Linked DNA regions of Homo sapiens: region 2 is linked to region 1. A link is a loop called in an ENCODE intact Hi-C map of the cell type or tissue named here. Cell type or tissue: IMR-90. All regions are shown on one strand. Each heading gives the region's core, and the rest is flanking DNA. Links, peaks and the distances in the headings are about the cores only. Region 1 overlaps TENM2 (teneurin transmembrane protein 2). Region 2 overlaps TENM2 (teneurin transmembrane protein 2).

Region 1 (2,927 bases), core at 213-2,712:
ATGTTTTATTGCTTTAAAGTGTGGTTTCTCTGTCATGATTTCGTATCATTTTCTGAAGTAAAATGAACAGAGTTGATATGTTATGAGTAAGGAGTAGCAGAGGGAGAAATTGAGAACACTTGCAAGACTCCTAGATTTTGTACTAAACAACATCAGTGAAAGAGCAAATCTATGAGAAAGTTTAATTTTGGATGTTTTGAGTTTGAAGTATTGCTGATATATCTATATGGAGATGTCTGGGAGGCAGTGGCTTAAGTTAGAAGATAGAGTTAAATATTTGAGATCCAGGAGTTGGTAGTAAATACAGCCACAGCGAAGCTAACAATGCAGAACCTGAGGAGGTTCGCTAAGTAACTCAGAGGCACATAGATTTATCAGACATGGCCCCTCTGTTCAAGGAGTTTACATTCCTTTCAGGTTGACAAGATATACTTGTCAACACTTGCAAGTTCAAAGTTTTGAGAAGAATAAATGATTAAGGTTAGAATAGTTGCCACAGGCTTCCAGAAAAAAAAAATTAAGACTTGAATTAGCCCTTGAAAACGGAGTGGAATTTGGAGAGGAAAATTTTCAGAAGACATTCAGGGATAATTGGAGCAAATCAGTCAAAATATTCTTGAAAACACATGGCAAATGCTGGATTTAATCCAAGCTAATTTTACTTCATAATATCAGGTAGAGTTTCATCTAAAGCTCTCCAAGTGTTAGCTTAAGGGATCTTTCTAAAGCAGAACTGAATTGGTGGAAGCAATCAACCTAACAGATTAGTTGTAGCCCTCTTTTCCCTTCCTCCCTTTCTCCCTCTTTTCTTTTTTTCCTTCCATCTTTATAATAATATTGACTAATCACCTTATGTGACCCAGGCACTATACCCTCCTATATAGGTGCAATTCTACAAAAGAAATTAATCAATAGAAAACTGTGCCTGGAAATATATCTTAAAGAATGTAGCAGATTACTTTGCAGTCCCTATGTGAAGGGCAGTATTTTTTATTACCAACAGCCATTTTGCTTTGGTTCATTGGTTCAAACCCAAGAGAGAAATTTCCTTCTGTTATCAGGAATGGTTGGGCGTTTCCTGAGCAACTGGTTTGTTTCTGTATTATGAATACCATGGGTGTTGTAACTGTGTGTGCTTCCTCTTTAAATTAGTTGTGGAAAACTTGGGCTTGGGAACAAATTTGCGGCTAAGATGTACTGAATCATAAACTGCAGGGTTGGGACAAGGGATTCAAAAAATCTCAACAAGTGATGCTCATGATTCAATGAACTTAAAAACCATGGCTTTTGTTTCTGTTTTTAAGAAACAGTTTTGTAATGACTGTTTGGCCAGTGACTGCATTCCAATATAGCCCCAGGAAGCATGTCCAGTTTGCAATCACAAGCAAGGAATTCTTCTGATATTTGGCATAGAATTTGCAAGTAAGTTCAATTGTAAAATTCCATAAGGTTAGAGAAGAGTTCTAGAAAGTTAGGAATTCTCTATTTGTAGTTTTAGGGTGTACTTAAAAGAATTGCAGTTATTTACGTTAGTATTTCTTGTTATATCAAGCACAAAGAAGGTGCTCCATAAATATCTGAAGAACTTAACTGATTTTTTTTTTTTTTTTGAGAGAGAGACTCAGAAAAGTTAAATGACTCAATCAAGGTCATTCAACTACTTAGATGCAGAAACCACTGCTGGTGCTAGGACTCACATTTTTGATTCATAGTCCAATGTTCTCTCTGCAGTACCAGCTCCATAAAGAAAATTGATGGCTCTGTAAATAAAGCTTCTTTTTTTTTTTTAACCACGTACTTAAGCTTAAGCAATCCCATCTGAATCCCCTTAGTTCCCTAGCTTACTCAGCCAGGGTGAAACTGTTAAACAAACCTTCAGTCTACCCAGAGCAGTCATTCATTTGTCCTCAAAAACCTTTTCTTTACTTTTTTTATGGCTACAATCATAGAGATGAGTGGAATTGGAGAGGAAAGGTTTTAGAGGACATTCAGGGATAATTTCATGAAAATAAGTATTCATGAACATAACTAAAAATTTAAGCATTGATTTTCAGTTGATGGGTCCATGGTTAAGTTTTTGGTAGATCATCAGAACGTTATGAGATCCTAGCATGTTGAAGTCTCAACTGGGTACCCCTACAGGCTTAAATATTGACTTTGCCATTATCTAGAGCAGTGGTTCTCAAATGTGGTGCAGGAAGGAGCTATTGAACTTTTCATTTATCACATCCTTGTAAAATGTTGTGTACTTTTAATAGCACATGCAATAATAATATGTGTATATAATCTATATACAGAGATATATAATTTACAAATAAGTATACAGATAATGTGGGTTTGTGCCTTTACAAATGGATATGAATACATATAAGTTTCAGACTACTGATAGAGTTCTGAAAACTAATTTTTCTATTGTATCTACGTAAGACTACTGAGAGTAGCAAACCACAGTTTGTTTTTTCCTTCTCTCCCTGTCTCTCTCCTGCCCACCTTTCTTTTTTCTTTTTCTTTCTTTTCTTTTTTATTCTTCCTGAGAATGTTTTCCAGGGGTGTATCTGCATTTTCAATAAACTAAACTCAGAAAGGTACCACTTACAAAGTTAAACCAATCACCAGTCACAATAGTAAATAAGCATTTCAGCCATTAGCCAAACTCAATAGCTGTATTGCCACTTTGTCTCAAAACATTCTCTGAAATATCATCCTAATTTCCCTAAATACAAGGAATCTGGCTATGATCAGTACAGTCTTTTTTTTTTTTTTTTTTTTTTTTTTTTTGAGACGGAGTCTCGCTCTGTCGCCCAGGATGGAGTGCAATGGCGCTATCTCGGCTCACTGCAAGCTCCGCCTCCCGGGTTCACGCCATTCTCCTGCCTCAGCCTCCCTAGTAGCTGGGACTACAGGCGCCTGCCACCACGCCCAGCTAA
Region 2 (2,927 bases), core at 260-2,759, 86 kb after region 1:
AAAACACGCATAACTTACGAGCTAAATTTCAGGATGGAAACACTTTTTGAAATGGATTGGCCTACATACTTGTGAAGACTCCGCGGGACCAAGTCCTGTTCTTCTGTCAATACCCATGGTTTCAATAACATAGCACAGAGGACTAGAGAGAGAAGGCAGTTCTTTGGTGACAAGAATTGAGATTTTAGGACAACACTAGGATGTGAGAAAAATTCCTAAGGGTTTGAGTTCAGAGATCCTGGAGACCAGAAGGAAGCTTCGAACAGCTGGAGTGGGGTTTCCACAGGAAAAGATGTGTTTCTAAGGAGGTAAAAGGTGAAGTGCATGTTTGATGAACTGAGAATGAGTGCAGAATGACAGGCAATTAATAGCCTAAGCTGTGGAAGAAGTTCGAGTTAGGACTAATGGACAGAAGAAAGTAAAATCTAAATAACCAGAATATTGGCAATAAAGTACATGCGAGAGAGTCTTCTGCAGAACTGAGCAGATCCTCCAGAACAGTGGTTCTCAACCAGTGGCGATTTTGCCACCTCAAGGAATGTTGCCCTGTCTGGTGATGTTTTTGTTTTGTACACGTGGGTGAGTGCTACTAGCATCTAGTGGATAGAATCCAGGGATGCTGCTGAACATCCTGAAATGTACAAGTCAACACCCTCCCACCACCCCCAACAAATAATTACCTGGCCCAGGTGTCAAAAGCACACAGGTTGAGAACCCTTGCTGTAGAATGGCATATTCCAAACTGCACTCCACTGCATGCAAAGGATAATAACACATTTTCTGTGGGTTAAAAAGAGGGGGGGGCTTGGGGAAGGGAGGTTCTAAGATCCAATAAACTGAGGAAGCTCTGTGTCTAATAAACAGATTTCTTTATTATAGAATGATTCTGAGTACTTAAAAACAAAAAGCATTTCCAAAAACAATTTTCTAAGAAATAACTTTGAAGTTACAAGTGTTCCACAAAACACGGGACAGGAAACACTGATCTAGTATTTCATATTAATTAGTTTTTGATAGAATATTACTAATTACCTACTTGAAAAAGAGTAGACATATTTGACATTAAATTGTTAAAAATAAACAAACAGTTAAACATAAAACCTAGCCATGCATATGAAAAAAATATGAAAGCACACAAAGATTGCATACTGACAGAGAATGCATCATCCGGATAGTCCAGGCAGTGATGAAACCAACGGATGTTCCAGTACATACTTCCCTTCTACCATCTGTAGCACTAAGAATGACAAGAGTCTGATGTCTCATCAATATGCCGGGATGCTAATACAACCTTTTCCTTAGTAGGCACTCTATATTTGAATTTATTGTAGATACTTAAGTGATTCTCCCCACCCCTGTTTGTAAGTGAGTAGTTATAGCAGATGCTCACATCAGATTGCTGTGTTTGTAAAAGGATTCTATTCATTTGCATGTTTTTCTCTGAAATATTGCATTTATTTATTTCAGTGCATCTTCTTAGAAGATGTATTCAATAGGGAGCAAGAATAATATATACTCGTGGTTGAATGCGAGACCATAATTTAAATAGAGGTATTGGACTGACATCAGAGATTTGAGTGAAAGTGGAAGCCCAGAGGAAGGAAGGGGACAATTTATTATTGTTTACATATTACACTGCAGCTTTAGATTCCCTTAGTTACTACTTGAATGTAAAATGTATTACTCAGAAGAGGATCTGGAATGAACTCTATGCAGAAGACGAAGTTGGGTGGGTGTTGTGCTGGAATGAAAGCTGCAGTCGTCTTTGCAGATGCCAGTGTACTGGGAAATAGGCATGTGTATTTAGCATAATAAAGTCCTGCATTCTCATTGCCCAATCACTTAATTTTCTAAAAGAAAACTTATATCCTATCTCTCTTTTGATCCTACTTACTACAATATTAAGGGATTTAACAGCCTTAAGACCTTTTGTCCTTCAATCATTCATTAGTTTGATGTTATACCTAATCCCCATTTCCATTTGCAGAGAAGTCAGTGAATAGAATCAGCTACCATTATTAAACAGGTTTTAAAAAACGTACCACATCACTTGAAAAAAAAAATGATGAGGATTTTTTGGAGTGGTTTAATTTTGTATCTAATGCAACTAAAAACCTTACATATTCTTTTTTTCTATTGCTGTCATAACAGATTACCACCAACAGACGCTTAAGCGAACACACATTGATTATCCTACGGTTCTATAGGTAAAAGATCCGACTGGATTTCCACTGGGCTAAAATCAAGGTGTTAGTTGGGTTTCGTCTCTTTCTGGAGCACATAGCAAAGATTCTTTCTTCGCTTGGATTCCTGCTTCAAGAGGCTGTTTCCATTCCTTGGTTCATGGCCCCTTCCTTCATCTTCAAAGCCAGAAGTGTAGCCTCTCTTTGAGCCTGCTTTAGTTGTCACATTTCCCTCTGACCACAGCCAGGAAAATTTCCCCACTTAGAAGGACATGTGGATGAGTTCAAACTCACTTGGATAATCCAAAATATTCTCCCCACCTCAGGGCTCTTAACCTTAATCACATCTGGAAAGTCCCTTTTGCTATGTAAAGTAACATATTCCCAAGTCCTAGGCATTAGGACATAGACATTGTTGGGAATTCATGATTCTGCCCACCGTGCTTTATTTCCTTCCATTTCCAATGCGATTTGACAGAAATTCCAAATGATTCCCCCCAAAATCAGAAAAACCTATTTCAAAGTGTTTTATAACACATTAGCTGTTACTTCTTTAGCTTTGAAGTGAAATTAACCCAGACGTGAAATCCTCAGCTCTGTTTCCTTCCCACTCATGCTGTAGAAATAAACCTCCCAAAGATGCTGAGTAGGCTCTGTCCCAGGGCCAATGATGGCTGGTGGAGGTTGGTGGGACATCTCCCCTCTCCACTTCCAGCTATAAATCCCCATGTGTCACCCAAAGCC

The links. Peaks named below come from ENCODE experiments on the same cell type or tissue, not always from the same donor. Only the 100,000 strongest peaks of a DNase experiment are listed, where the experiment ranks them.
Region 2: a loop joins it to region 1, with 2.3 times the contacts of the local background. A loop is called at or near these places in 4 of 110 quality-filtered maps.

The regions. Positions count from the first base shown.
Region 1 is chr5:167,632,885-167,635,811 of GRCh38, forward strand. All of the region lies in intron 4 of TENM2 (teneurin transmembrane protein 2), which reads left to right. Among named protein-coding and RNA genes, the nearest start is that of TENM2-AS4, 26 kb to the right of the region's middle. In IMR-90, for the core only: no CTCF peak of the experiment used is centred there; a DNase peak (open chromatin) is centred at 1,767.
Region 2 is chr5:167,719,201-167,722,127 of GRCh38, forward strand. The region is part of intron 4 of TENM2 (teneurin transmembrane protein 2); the gene reads left to right. Among named protein-coding and RNA genes, the nearest start is that of TENM2-AS4, 61 kb to the left of the region's middle. In IMR-90, for the core only: no CTCF peak of the experiment used is centred there; a DNase peak (open chromatin) is centred at 1,711.